3 separate regions of the Homo sapiens genome follow, and regions 1 and 3 are each linked to region 2. A link is a contact called in ENCODE Hi-C or POLR2A ChIA-PET data. All regions are on one chromosome and are shown on one strand. Each heading gives the region's core, a stretch centred on a gene start or an enhancer-like site at or near the end of the contact. The rest is flanking DNA. Distances are from core to core; before and after follow the strand shown.

The links. A loop is a pair of places that touch in the nucleus more often than their neighbours do. ChIA-PET counts read pairs that join two places held with the same protein, here RNA polymerase II (POLR2A). Pooled maps may share reads with other maps.
Region 1: a loop to region 2 is called in a map of naive thymus-derived CD4-positive, alpha-beta T cell, with 6 times the contacts of the local background. The contact joins the promoter of LINC02295 here to the enhancer-like site in region 2. A Hi-C loop is called at or near these places in 2 of 168 maps with a recorded cell type or tissue (CD8-positive, alpha-beta T cell and naive thymus-derived CD4-positive, alpha-beta T cell) and 6 of 50 pooled maps. POLR2A ChIA-PET finds 5 or more read pairs at or near these places in 4 of 52 experiments (CD4-positive, alpha-beta T cell, CD4-positive, alpha-beta memory T cell, activated T-cell and 1 more).
Region 3: a pooled map shows a loop between it and region 2 (2.5-fold over the local background). The contact joins two enhancer-like sites. A Hi-C loop is called at or near these places in 2 of 168 maps with a recorded cell type or tissue (CD4-positive, alpha-beta memory T cell and naive thymus-derived CD4-positive, alpha-beta T cell) and 4 of 50 pooled maps. POLR2A ChIA-PET finds 5 or more read pairs at or near these places in 2 of 52 experiments (CD4-positive, alpha-beta T cell and CD8-positive, alpha-beta memory T cell).

The regions. Positions count from the first base shown.
Region 1 is chr14:98,134,239-98,138,043 of GRCh38, forward strand. It overlaps LINC02295 (long intergenic non-protein coding RNA 2295), which reads left to right and starts at 1,749. Exons shown (of 3, transcript NR_184268.1): 1 at 1,749-1,959. All of the region lies in intron 1 of LOC105370655 (a long non-coding RNA gene), which reads right to left.
Region 2 is chr14:97,601,250-97,604,724 of GRCh38, forward strand. No RefSeq gene overlaps it. Among named protein-coding and RNA genes, the nearest start is that of LINC02291, 84 kb to the right of the region's middle. Within about 2 kb of position 1,587, at least 6 of the 41 ENCODE cell types and tissues checked have a DNase peak (open chromatin) inside an H3K27ac peak, as active enhancers do; they include CD4-positive, alpha-beta T cell and CD8-positive, alpha-beta T cell, where a contact is called at or near this core.
Region 3 is chr14:98,173,292-98,176,846 of GRCh38, forward strand. No RefSeq gene overlaps it. Among named protein-coding and RNA genes, the nearest start is that of LINC02295, 39 kb to the left of the region's middle. Within about 2 kb of position 2,205, at least 2 of the 41 ENCODE cell types and tissues checked have a DNase peak (open chromatin) inside an H3K27ac peak, as active enhancers do; they include CD4-positive, alpha-beta T cell, where a contact is called at or near this core.

The DNA.
Region 1 (3,805 bases), core at 499-2,998, 530 kb after region 2:
AGTATATGTGGCAAAAAGCAGCCCAACCATGGTCTCAACTCAAGATAATCAGGACAGAAAGTCTATATAGCACTTGGAATCTCACAGGAGTCTTGGCTTTCCTGTTGTCTTTACTGTACTTTGCTTTAACCAACCTGGAAGGACAACATCACCACACCTGTCTTGCAGAAGAGAAAACTGAGGCCCAGAAGGCTAATGGGATTTGTGCACAGCTACTAACAATTGTCCACCTAATGATTTGAATTCAGATAGCTTCTTTAATGCTCTTCAACACAACTTCCTCACTCTAAGTCAAATGTGAGCAGCATTAAAAGAAAATAAAAGTACAGTATTGTACAGAAAGCAACATACGTCATTCATGGCTGTGTGTGTCCATAAATATGTGTGTGTATATATATATGCATGTATATATGTATCTATATGTATGATAAAAAATAAAAATAACAACTACAACAACAAAAAAACAGAACATGGAAGTAAAAAAAGAGAGTGATTTTCCAGCAGGTTCCTGCAGAGCCCTTCTCTTGATTCCTGAGAGGTTCAATTAACGGATGCAAGTCATAAAACAGTGCATTTTCTCTCTGCTATGATGCATTGTTTTTAATCTCACTGCCTTGTATTATATCACATTCCTATAATTCTTCCGACAGGAAAAGGCTTGTTTCATAAAAATATAGTCCCCAGCATTTGAAATATAAGTTCACATGCAAGCAACATATATATCACCAAGCTGGCAAACTAACTCACTTACTTAATCCACTAAACTTCAGGTGCTTTCTATATTATGTGAAATGGCTTGAAACAGGCAGAAGCTGCCAGGACCCATCACGGCTTCTTTGCTCAAGAGAGACAAGAGGAGAAGGGGAGAAGGGAGCGGGGGGAGTGGAAATTCCCTCAGTGGATTCCACAATAACATGCCTTTCATTATCACCCAGTGTCAGGACACTGGGTAATGTTCATTGTGCATGCACAATAAATTACTATTTACCTGGCAGTGCTTTTGATAAGCTCGTCTCCTCACCCCCTTTCTGTCCATGCAGCACAGAGCAGCGAAACCCCTTTGCCTATAATTCTTATTAAGGTGATACCTTTTCTGAATAAGAAAGTACACACTTCCAAAGCTGGCACTCTCTGGGGTTTTTAAGGGACATTGTTTTTATTGGTTCCCTTTTATTTCTTCCACCCCACTGTGTTTTAATGCTATAGTGACTTCTGTGTATACAACTCTCATATTGAAATGTCGGCTGCAGATATATGCAATATTAAAGAGCGCTTATGAATTTTTGACATCTAATTAGTCGCTACCCTGTTAACATGTCAGGACTCAGAGGGATTAGGGAGGCAGCCCTTTCTGAATAAGTTACAGTGAGGCTCCTGTCCTTTTCATGTATTATTCTTTAATGTAGGTGGTGATTATTTGGCTGTGATTAATTGATGAAGCCCATTGGTCTGGCAAGTGGTGCCGAATTCACCATTCCTCACTTTTATTTCTCTCAGTAGGGTTCTGCCACTTAATCGGAAGGACCTGCTTCCTTCCAGGCAATCTCTCTGTGCAGCGTTCTGGGGCAGAGGGACTGTTCTGGGTGACCCACCTAGACCCTTTCACAGCTCTTGGCTCCCTGGTCAGCAGTGGGTTTTGCATCCTGTCTTCTTGGACAAGCCCTGTGCCCTGTGCCCCCTGGCCAGGCATGTCTGAAATGCAGTGGCACCCCCTATACAAAGGCTTCCTGTTGCTCCCCTTTTCTCTCATATCTGATTTTCGAGCCTTGCTTTCTGGTACCTTTAACACCTGTAGCTCCCTGCCTGGCTCAGTTTACTTCTGGGTTCAGCTGCCTGCCAAGACGCCAGGTGACAATCGGGGCTCTCCAAGGCCGCTCCTGCCATTGTCTCCAGCTGTGGGGCCCAAGAAACCACACACGTGAGATGCACAGTCTGATATGGCCGGCTCTGCCCCTCTGGGTAAGTGATACCAAGCTCTAAAAAAAGGCAACAATGAGAAGCGGATGTTGGGGAGAGGGGACCTGCTGGCTGCTGCTTTTGGGCACTGCCCCATGGGTGTCAAACACCCTGCTGTGTGCAGGCAGCTTCCGCCTCCTAGGAACTCTATGCCCACACAGTCCTCCCAGAAGCTCCTGTCCCAGCTCCCTGGGCTCCCACGGAGGAATCCTCTTTCACAGTGGGTTCTTAGGAATGTCAGATCTGATAGTCTTGGATTTGAAGCTGGGCAAGATTTTTAACATTTTAGATAAAGCAAGCAGGGAAATGATTTGTGAGTATAGCTCTGTGTTTAAGCACAGGGAGAGGGAGGTGTTTTCTGCTTCACCGCATGACTCCCCTTCCATACACCCACATGTGCATGCAGGCACACACATGTATACACACAGGTGCATGCATCCATACACACAGACCCACACATGTACACATACAGGCCCACACACACCCATAGATAGACACACACACTCCCAGGTACACATGCAGGTGCACACACCCATGCACACACAGGCATACACAGGTACACACACAGACACACACTCTCTCTCCCACAGCTTTCTAGACAAAGGCTCTGCCATCAGACTTTCGTACCCTGGCCTCCTGGTTTTATGAACAAATAATTCCTTTTTTTGCAAAGCAGAATTCCCCGCCCCCATTATAAACTCCCACCATTCAAATCTATAATTGGGGGAGTAACAGAGCTGTGGCCGACTTATCTTTTTAAATGCACCGACCCTGGACGAGCCATCCTAAAAATGTGTAATTATAAATAAACCTTCACCTATGTCAGCTGGCAGGGTTTTTAATTACTGCACTTGATGTCAATCAAGGCCAGCTCTGGGTATGCATGTTAGGGGGCAATTTCAGAGGAATTTTGCGGACATAAGCTGTTTGCCTTATTCTATTATCTGCATTTAAAAGGGGAGAGGAGGAGATAAGGCGACAGCCAGGAGGGGAGAGAGAAAGAGCAGCTCATGGAAAGAAAATGGTGGGGGAGGCATTTTACCGAGGCTGCAGCATCCTGCTGGGGCTGGGGAGGGCAGATACTGGACATCTCTCCTAACCCAGGGCCCCACACTGCTGGCCCCCTCTTTGTCTCCCAACCCTTTCTTGCAGGAAGATAAGGAGGGAGATGGGAGTGAGGTGTATATTTGCTGATGGAAGGGGGTGGAGGGGGCCCCTGCTAATCATGTGGGGACAAGGCGGGGATGAGGGTGGGGGTAGGATGAGGGTGGGGGTAGGATGAGGCAGGGAAGGAGAAGATCAGGAAGAGCAAGAAGTGTTGGGGGGAAGCGCTAAAAGGAAAAAAAATCAATTGATGCATATTCACTTTCTCCTCCACTGCGGATTCTATCCGAAGGAAACACTGAACTTTGTAGTGTTAGCAGCAGCTGAAATTTAGAATTATTGTTTCCTTCTAACAGAAGACTCATTTTCCACGGCCGCATTTGCAGCATAATAAGCTTTTTGTTATTTTTTCAATTAGAGTCAATTGACCTAACAAAATGCTTGGCAATTAAGTGATTTTTGTAATGGTCCGGGGGTAATTTAGTCGAGCTTGTCAGCTGTGTTTCATGAAGCCAGGCTGTCTTTTTTTTTTCCCCACTGCCTCTCTCTCTCTCCCTCTCTCTCCCTCTCTCTCTCTCTCTCTCTCTCTCCTCTCTCTCGAGCATAATGGCTCATAATTTCGAAATCTTTTCCTTCTGTTTCCCTCACAATAATTCGCAATTACAGGAAGTTGTTGGAGGTGATTTTTTTTTCTACCTTGCCTTTTGAGTCAGTAATTTTAAATAAAATGTACATACTTATAAAA
Region 2 (3,475 bases), core at 337-2,836:
TGCAAAATAGCGCACATTGTCAAGAGAATTCGTTCAGCATGATTCCATTTATATAAGGTTTAGAAACATGCAACACTGCAAACAATAATTTTCAGGAATACAAACAAATGGAGAAGCTATAAAGAAAATGAGAGTGTGGGAAACACGACGAGGGAAGGAGCCAGGATGGGGGAGGGAGGAGCATAAGGTTCTAATTCTTAAATTGGGTTACACAGGTGTTTTCTTGTATTTTTAATTTTTGTGCCTTATATATATTTTAGAAGAATTTGTGTATGAATTCAATCATTTATAAAAAAGAATTTTATGTATATTTATAATATAGTTAAAAAGCAGACATATGTGTAGCTGATGATGGGAATTATTCCAACGTTGATGAATATGCTGTCAATGTGGGTAAGAGAGATCACTTGGATCTTAGGCATTTTGAAAGACTTCATGGAGAAATGAAGGTTTAAAAGAGGTCCAAGTTTTGTTGAGGTGAATTTCATCCATGGTGAGGATGAAATTCCAGCTTTGGCAAGGGAGCAGAAAGTGCAGCTTTTAAAGTAGGGAGGGTGGACTTTGAATACATTAGTACCTTAAAAATGGCATTTCAGAGTAATTGGAGTTCGGCCAGTCTAAGAATAGGTAAGCAATAGATGGTACGCCATGTCATGTAAGTCTCCATGTGATACTGTGGTTAATAGTGACCTTGAGTTTGAGCCCTCTGCCAACTTTGTAGCTGTTTGACCTTGGAGGAGTCATTTTATTACCTTGAGCCTCAGTGACTTCTTCCACATGATGGAGATAAGAACTATGCATACCCCACAGTGTTGCTTTGAGGGTTAAATCAAGGAATGCATATAATGTACCTTGAATAGACTGATCGACACTGAATGTTGACCACTGTTTTATGATGTGGTTGAGGTTCCTACTAGGAATGACAGATAGAAAGGACAAGAAATGCCAGGATACACAGGTGTGAGGATCCAAGTGAGACAGGAGGGACATCTTGTTTTGGGAACCAGAGCCTCGGCCAACTGGAGCACTGTGGACCTGAAAAGACAGGGGATGAGAAGAGGATGAGAGGGGGGAGTAGGAGTCAGATCGCGGAAGGCTTTCTGTGCCATGCCAGAAATCTTGAACATGATTTGCAAATGATGAAGGCAATACCTGAAGGGTATTCGGCAGGAGAGTAGCACTCTCATGTGGGGAATGAGTATGATCTGAAATCTAAGCCGTGTGCCTTTGGGGCTGCATCCGCCCAAGTGACCATTTTATTGTTAGAAAGATCCTTCTGGCTGCCTCCTTGTGGAGAGTGGCTTGGAGGGGGCCAGATGGGGACTGATCAGACAGTCATGTGGAAGGCTGCCACTGCTATCCCTGCACAAGTTATGAGAAGGTCCTACACTAGGGTGGGGCCAGGAAGGAATATGAGCAACACAAAAGCGGCATCTCTGACAGGATCTCTCGGGGGTGGCTTAGTCTCAGAGCTTATTTTAAATGCCAAAAGGGAAATGGGAGCGGCATAGGGGGTGGGGTGGTGGGGAGGAAGGAGAGCTCAGATCTTATCTGGACTCTTGGGCTGTCATCGGAGCTGCTCAGAGCAGGTGCTTCAAAGCCTTTGGCTTTCCCCTGCATTCGGGCCCATGTCGGGTACACACACAAAGTGGGCATGCATTATTCAGGTGGCATCACATCCTCTGTGCAGCTCATCAGAGCTTGCTGCTTCGGGCCCTCCTTCCCCAAAAGCCCATTGTTAAGAATTATAAACAAACAGGATGGACGCCTCTACAGTCACTACACTGGTGCTGCCGGCGGGATCTGCAGTCATAACAGGAAATCGTGCACTTGCTGCAGAAAGATTTTTTTCTAAGAGGCAGCATGAATGTCATTGACCTAAATTCTAGTGCCCTAGCCTATACCTGCAGAACTTTTCAGCAAAGAAATGTCAGTGAGAGGCAGATTAAAAGGGTCTCTAACTATTTCTTTCTTTTTGCTTTATGAGTATCCATTGCCATGAATATCTAGTGACCCTGAAACCTACTTCCAACTTTGCAATCAGCTCCCCAAAGGTTGACTTAAAGATACAGATAAAAATGATGAGGGGGTATGGATAGAGCAGAAGGTGCTGGCTTTCTACTAGTGGAGGCTGATGTCATCTGTGCCGCAACCGAGAGTAGTGATAGTGGCACCCAGTCCCACCCTACAGGGACCTGCCCGACTACAGGGCTGAAAGGACAGTGCAAGGGACTTCAATCTTTCAGATCAATTACTAGTTGTTCTAAAGGACTGTGGCAATACAAATTAGGTCAGCATCATTTTCTCCTTTACAGATAAGCTCATCTAGATGCAGTAGCCAAATGAATTGCCCAAGATTTGGAGCTCAGAGAGTTTGCTCAGCTGGCCCCTTTTCCTCTCACTCCAAGAATGCATCATCTTAGCATCTCACTCATTCGTTTATTAATTCACTAACTCGCTAAGTATTTGTAGAGTGCCTACTACATTCATGCATGGCGCTGGATGCTCAAGATGCAGCACTTAATACACTGTAATCCCTGTCTGTAAAATGGTCGTAGTCAAGTAAGAGCAGATAAGTTAGCTACTAGATGGGACACAATGTAAAAAGTGCTGCAACGGAGTTGTTAAGGGATTCCAGAGTAGCCTCCCTTAGCCCAGGCTGGGGTATTCAGAAAAGGCTTCCTGGAAGAGGGGGCATGGATGTTGGTCCATAAAGGGAATAATCTGGATTTAGCAACAGGAAAGAGGAAGAAGGATGTTCTGCCAGAGGCATTTGTAATGTCAGTTGGATTGGAAATAGCAGAGCTCTGGCCAGCAATCATTAATTTCACTTGGGTTAGGGGAAGCGCATACCATTGGGTGTGGCAAGAGCTATTAACAATGGTGGGTAACAAGCTAAACGGATATGAGAGGTGTTGTAACCACTCCATCTAAATAGTTAAATCGAAAGAACAATTCTATAAAGTAGTCACTAGGAATCTCTTTTAAGATTTAGGAAACTGAGGCTTGTAGAGCTGAAGTGACTTGCAGGGTCACATGGCGAGGCAAGTGAGAAAAAGATTTTAAAATTTTGGCCCTAAAGTCTGGCCAGAGCCTCTTTTGGTGCAGAAGTTCTGATTCCTCTTCTTTTATCTCATCATCCAGAGAATAACCAACCTGGAATATGTGTAAGTTTCTGTCTGAGCACTGGTATCATTGCAGTGGCCTCCTCCCTTTGCTCCTGGGAAGGGGCTGCCACTGGACAAAGCATGGGACATTGGCACAGTGGATAATAACACTGCATCAGGAGTGAGAATTCTGAGCACATAGGTCCCTCTACAGCTCAGAGTCCCTATACTCATTTCCCTACCATAGCTATAGGGTCTCCCCAGAACTTGGAACTCCTAGGCTGTGCCACCCTCTTGTGATGAAGTGAGGAGAATGAATGTCATTGGCTTGTTTTCAAGAAGCACCTCACATACATGCAGAAGGAAAA
Region 3 (3,555 bases), core at 955-3,454, 570 kb after region 2:
AGACTCCATACCCACCCCATCTCAGAGGGGATTACTGAGGAGCTCACGCTGCAGGAAGCCCAAGTTATTTTTTGTCTTCCAGCTGCTAAAATCAGACAAGTAGAAGGCAGGTGCCCTGCCTCAAAGCCTGCGATTGCCTTCCTTCCTGCCTGCCCATGAACTGGCATGCACTGTACTTCGTTACATCATTGCAGCTTCTGGTCTTCCTTTGTGAAAACCTGGCCTGTTTTTTGCCCTCTTCCTTCGCCACACTGGTGGGGGATGGGAGCTGCCCCTCTGATCTTTGCACTGTAAAGGAAGTAGCAGCAACCCTATCAGATGGGAGGAGGGAGAAGTTTTCTTGGGGCCTAGAAAAAAAAATAGCCTGTCTCCCACACAAGTGGGGCACCTGCGGTGAGATCGCCGGTCTAAATATAAAGAGATGCTTTTTTTTCTCATGAGCTGTCTTGAGTGGTGTGAAAGATTCTTCCAGAATTTTGGAGAAGACGTACCTAACTAAAGTCCTAGAAAAAGCCCTGTCTCCTGTGATTTCTACCTGACTCTACCCTCTGTGTTTCTAAAGAGGGTGGTGCATGAGCTTTAATAGTGGAGAGCTGTGCACTGGCTGGAGGGTGGGAAATGCACATCTGAACACTGCTTCACATTAAATGCACTGCATTGCAAAGACCCTGATTAGAGAAAGGCTTGGAGAAATAAGTTACCAATTGTTGAATGCCCACGGTCTATGCGTCTGCTTACTTAATGTAGGTTTAATGTGAGTGCCATGAAGCCTCTTCTGGGTAATAGCAATCTTAGGCAACATTAGGGAACACTTACTGTGCATCGGTCCCTGGGCTGATCTTTTATTCCGGCCAAGGGGCCTCCCTAAGAAGAGTTTAGGATGACTGCTATGCACATTGAGGTTGGGTGACACACCCATGAGGGCATCACCCCAAATTAAACCTGGCCAGGCTGACAGCAGTCTGCCCTCAACAACTTGGTTGAAGAATGTTCTCTGCTTTCCATGCATGCCCTACTTGTGAACAACACCTAATTGATAAAGTGAAACTGTGTGTGGTTCTTGGTTGCCATATGTGTGGTCCACCTATGGAAAAGAAGAAAGACCTTCTCTTGAGACTTATTCTGTTCCAGCCTATAATCTTATAGTCATGATTCCAAAGAAGTTTTGCAAAACCAAAAGTAGTTTTTATCATTAATCTGGTGGTAAAACCTGACCTGAACTGATAGAACTAATATAAGGCTATTTATAGTCTTTATTTTTCTCATGTAATGTAAACAGTCATTTATTTCACTGCAAAAATGTTGTGTTCTATCCCTAAGTGCTGTCCTAGACTCCTCTGCAAGATGCTCTACGATATGTAATTATGAGACATATTATTTTAAATGTACCAAATTCTGATTTCTAAATTACATGTGGTTTCAAAGGTTTCTGAAAACAGATCGTGGGCCTGCAAACCAAATCTGTAGTCCCACTTTGAAGGTGTATCCTGTAGACACCCTTGGATAGTGGCAATTATAGGGGTCAGAGAGATCGATCAACCTCAACCCTAATTCTCGTTTATGAAACTAAAGTCTGTGGCATCCTCGGCCAAACTGGAACTCATTAGAGCCTCAGGTTGCCCAGTTACAAAGAGGAAAACAGCACCAGCTTCCTTGCAAGGTTTCTGTGAGATTATATACTTAAAGGTTATTCATGTATTGGCCATTGGGACACTCTAAGGTTGTCCATATTTGCAGATGTTCTTTGTAATGAATTTCAGAGTCAAGCACAAAGATGTAGTAAAATTTTCACCTCTTCCAAATTTGCTGTCCTGTGCTTGGAGTAGGACATGGCCCCTGGGAGCTTGGGGCTGGGGAGGAGGTAACAGCCCATGAAGACCTGCCTAGGTCAGGGCAATTAGCAGGAGCCACCAAGACCTTCTCAGTATTAATTAGCTGTCCCTGCCCTGGTGCTACAGAGGATTTCCAGGCCTCTGGAGAGCCCTCAGGGATGTTGCCACTCACAAAAGAGCTCAGCTCTGACCATAAGAGCTGAGTAAATAGGATGAAGCTTGGCTTCCAAAGGGCCAGGGGCTGATGCAAGAAGTATCTCTCTGTGCGCAGGTGAGAGGCAGACTCTGGAAGGATGAAGTGCGGACAGTGGGTGGAAGGACTGGGGCCTGGTACCTGCATGCTCAGCCTCCCTGTTTCCACTCTGATGTGGCTAGTCTTTCTCCTCTCTGTTTCTTCCTTTTTTTTTTTTTTTTTTTTTTTGGTTTCTGCTCTGATCTCTCTGTTTCTCTCCTGCATTGGGCCTCTCTCTAACCTGCTTCCTTCTACATGTCTCTGTCTACGACCTTGCGGTTTGGTCCCTGTCGGTCTCTCTCTAGGCCTTTCTCCCTGTCTCTGTGGCTGTCTCTTCTCACATGCATACTCCAGGGCATTCTACCCTCAGAGCATAAAGCTTAAGTCATGTGGCGGCTGATGGTCCCTACTCTTCCACTGAGCCCATGGTTCTCTCCAAAGAGAAGGTGATTCATAGAGCACAGGATAGCTGGCATTTTCTGGGTGACAGTTCTATTATATTTCAAACAGAAATATTTATTCAACAGATATTTATGGAGCACCTATCACCTGCCAGACACTGTGGATGCAATAGTGAACAAGAGAGGAAGTCTTTGCTCTAATGGTGGGCTGGGGAAAGGCATTATATAGAGACGTAAATGAGACCCGGCATTTCAGGAGGTGATAAGTGCTCTGAAGAAAAATAAAGGCAGATGATGGGATAGAAAATGCTGGGGGCAGGGGAGAATGATCACTGACAAGGGAGCTTTGAGGTGTCCTGAGCGAAGTGACAAAGTGTGTTGCTAACCAGGAAAGAGCTTCCCAGACAGAGGAAAAGAGAAAGTGCAAAGACCCTGCGGCAGAAACCTGCTGGGTGTATTTAAAGATTAGCCAAGAGTACGCAAGATGATAGAATAAAGGGCCAGAGAAGCTTAATATTTTCCCATTTGATCTTTGCAATCTTTCTTCTAGAGAGAGGTCATTAGCCAAATGTGGATCAGAAAATAGAAATTGTTGGACACAAATCACAGAAATTTCAAGTTAGTTACTAAGGTGAGATTCTAACGAAAACCTACAAAGAACAAACTGCCTTCCACAAGGCTTTACTAGAGCTGGGGGACTTAGAATGAAGCTGTAAGCAGCAGCCAGCTATTAGGATCTTATTCAAATGGAGTGGCATAGGGACAGAGCAACTGTCCCAGCCTCCAAAGTCAGGAACAGCTACCACAAGTGATAATCCTGAAAACTCTGGCTTCTAGGAGGAGGCGAGAAACAGCATGAGGATAGGTTGAAATCTGAACCCCAAAACAATTGACCACTCACAACTAAGGAAACTGGGGCTCAGAGATGTCAAGCATTTCATCCAAGGCCCACAGCCTGTGAGCAGTGAGATCTAAATTCAAATCCTTCCCCTTCACCTTGTTGCATGGTACTAGCGTACAAGTGTAAAATGAGATTGAAAAATTCAAGCAAAAGGATGCCAGAGAAAAATACCATTTTTCTCCTAGTATT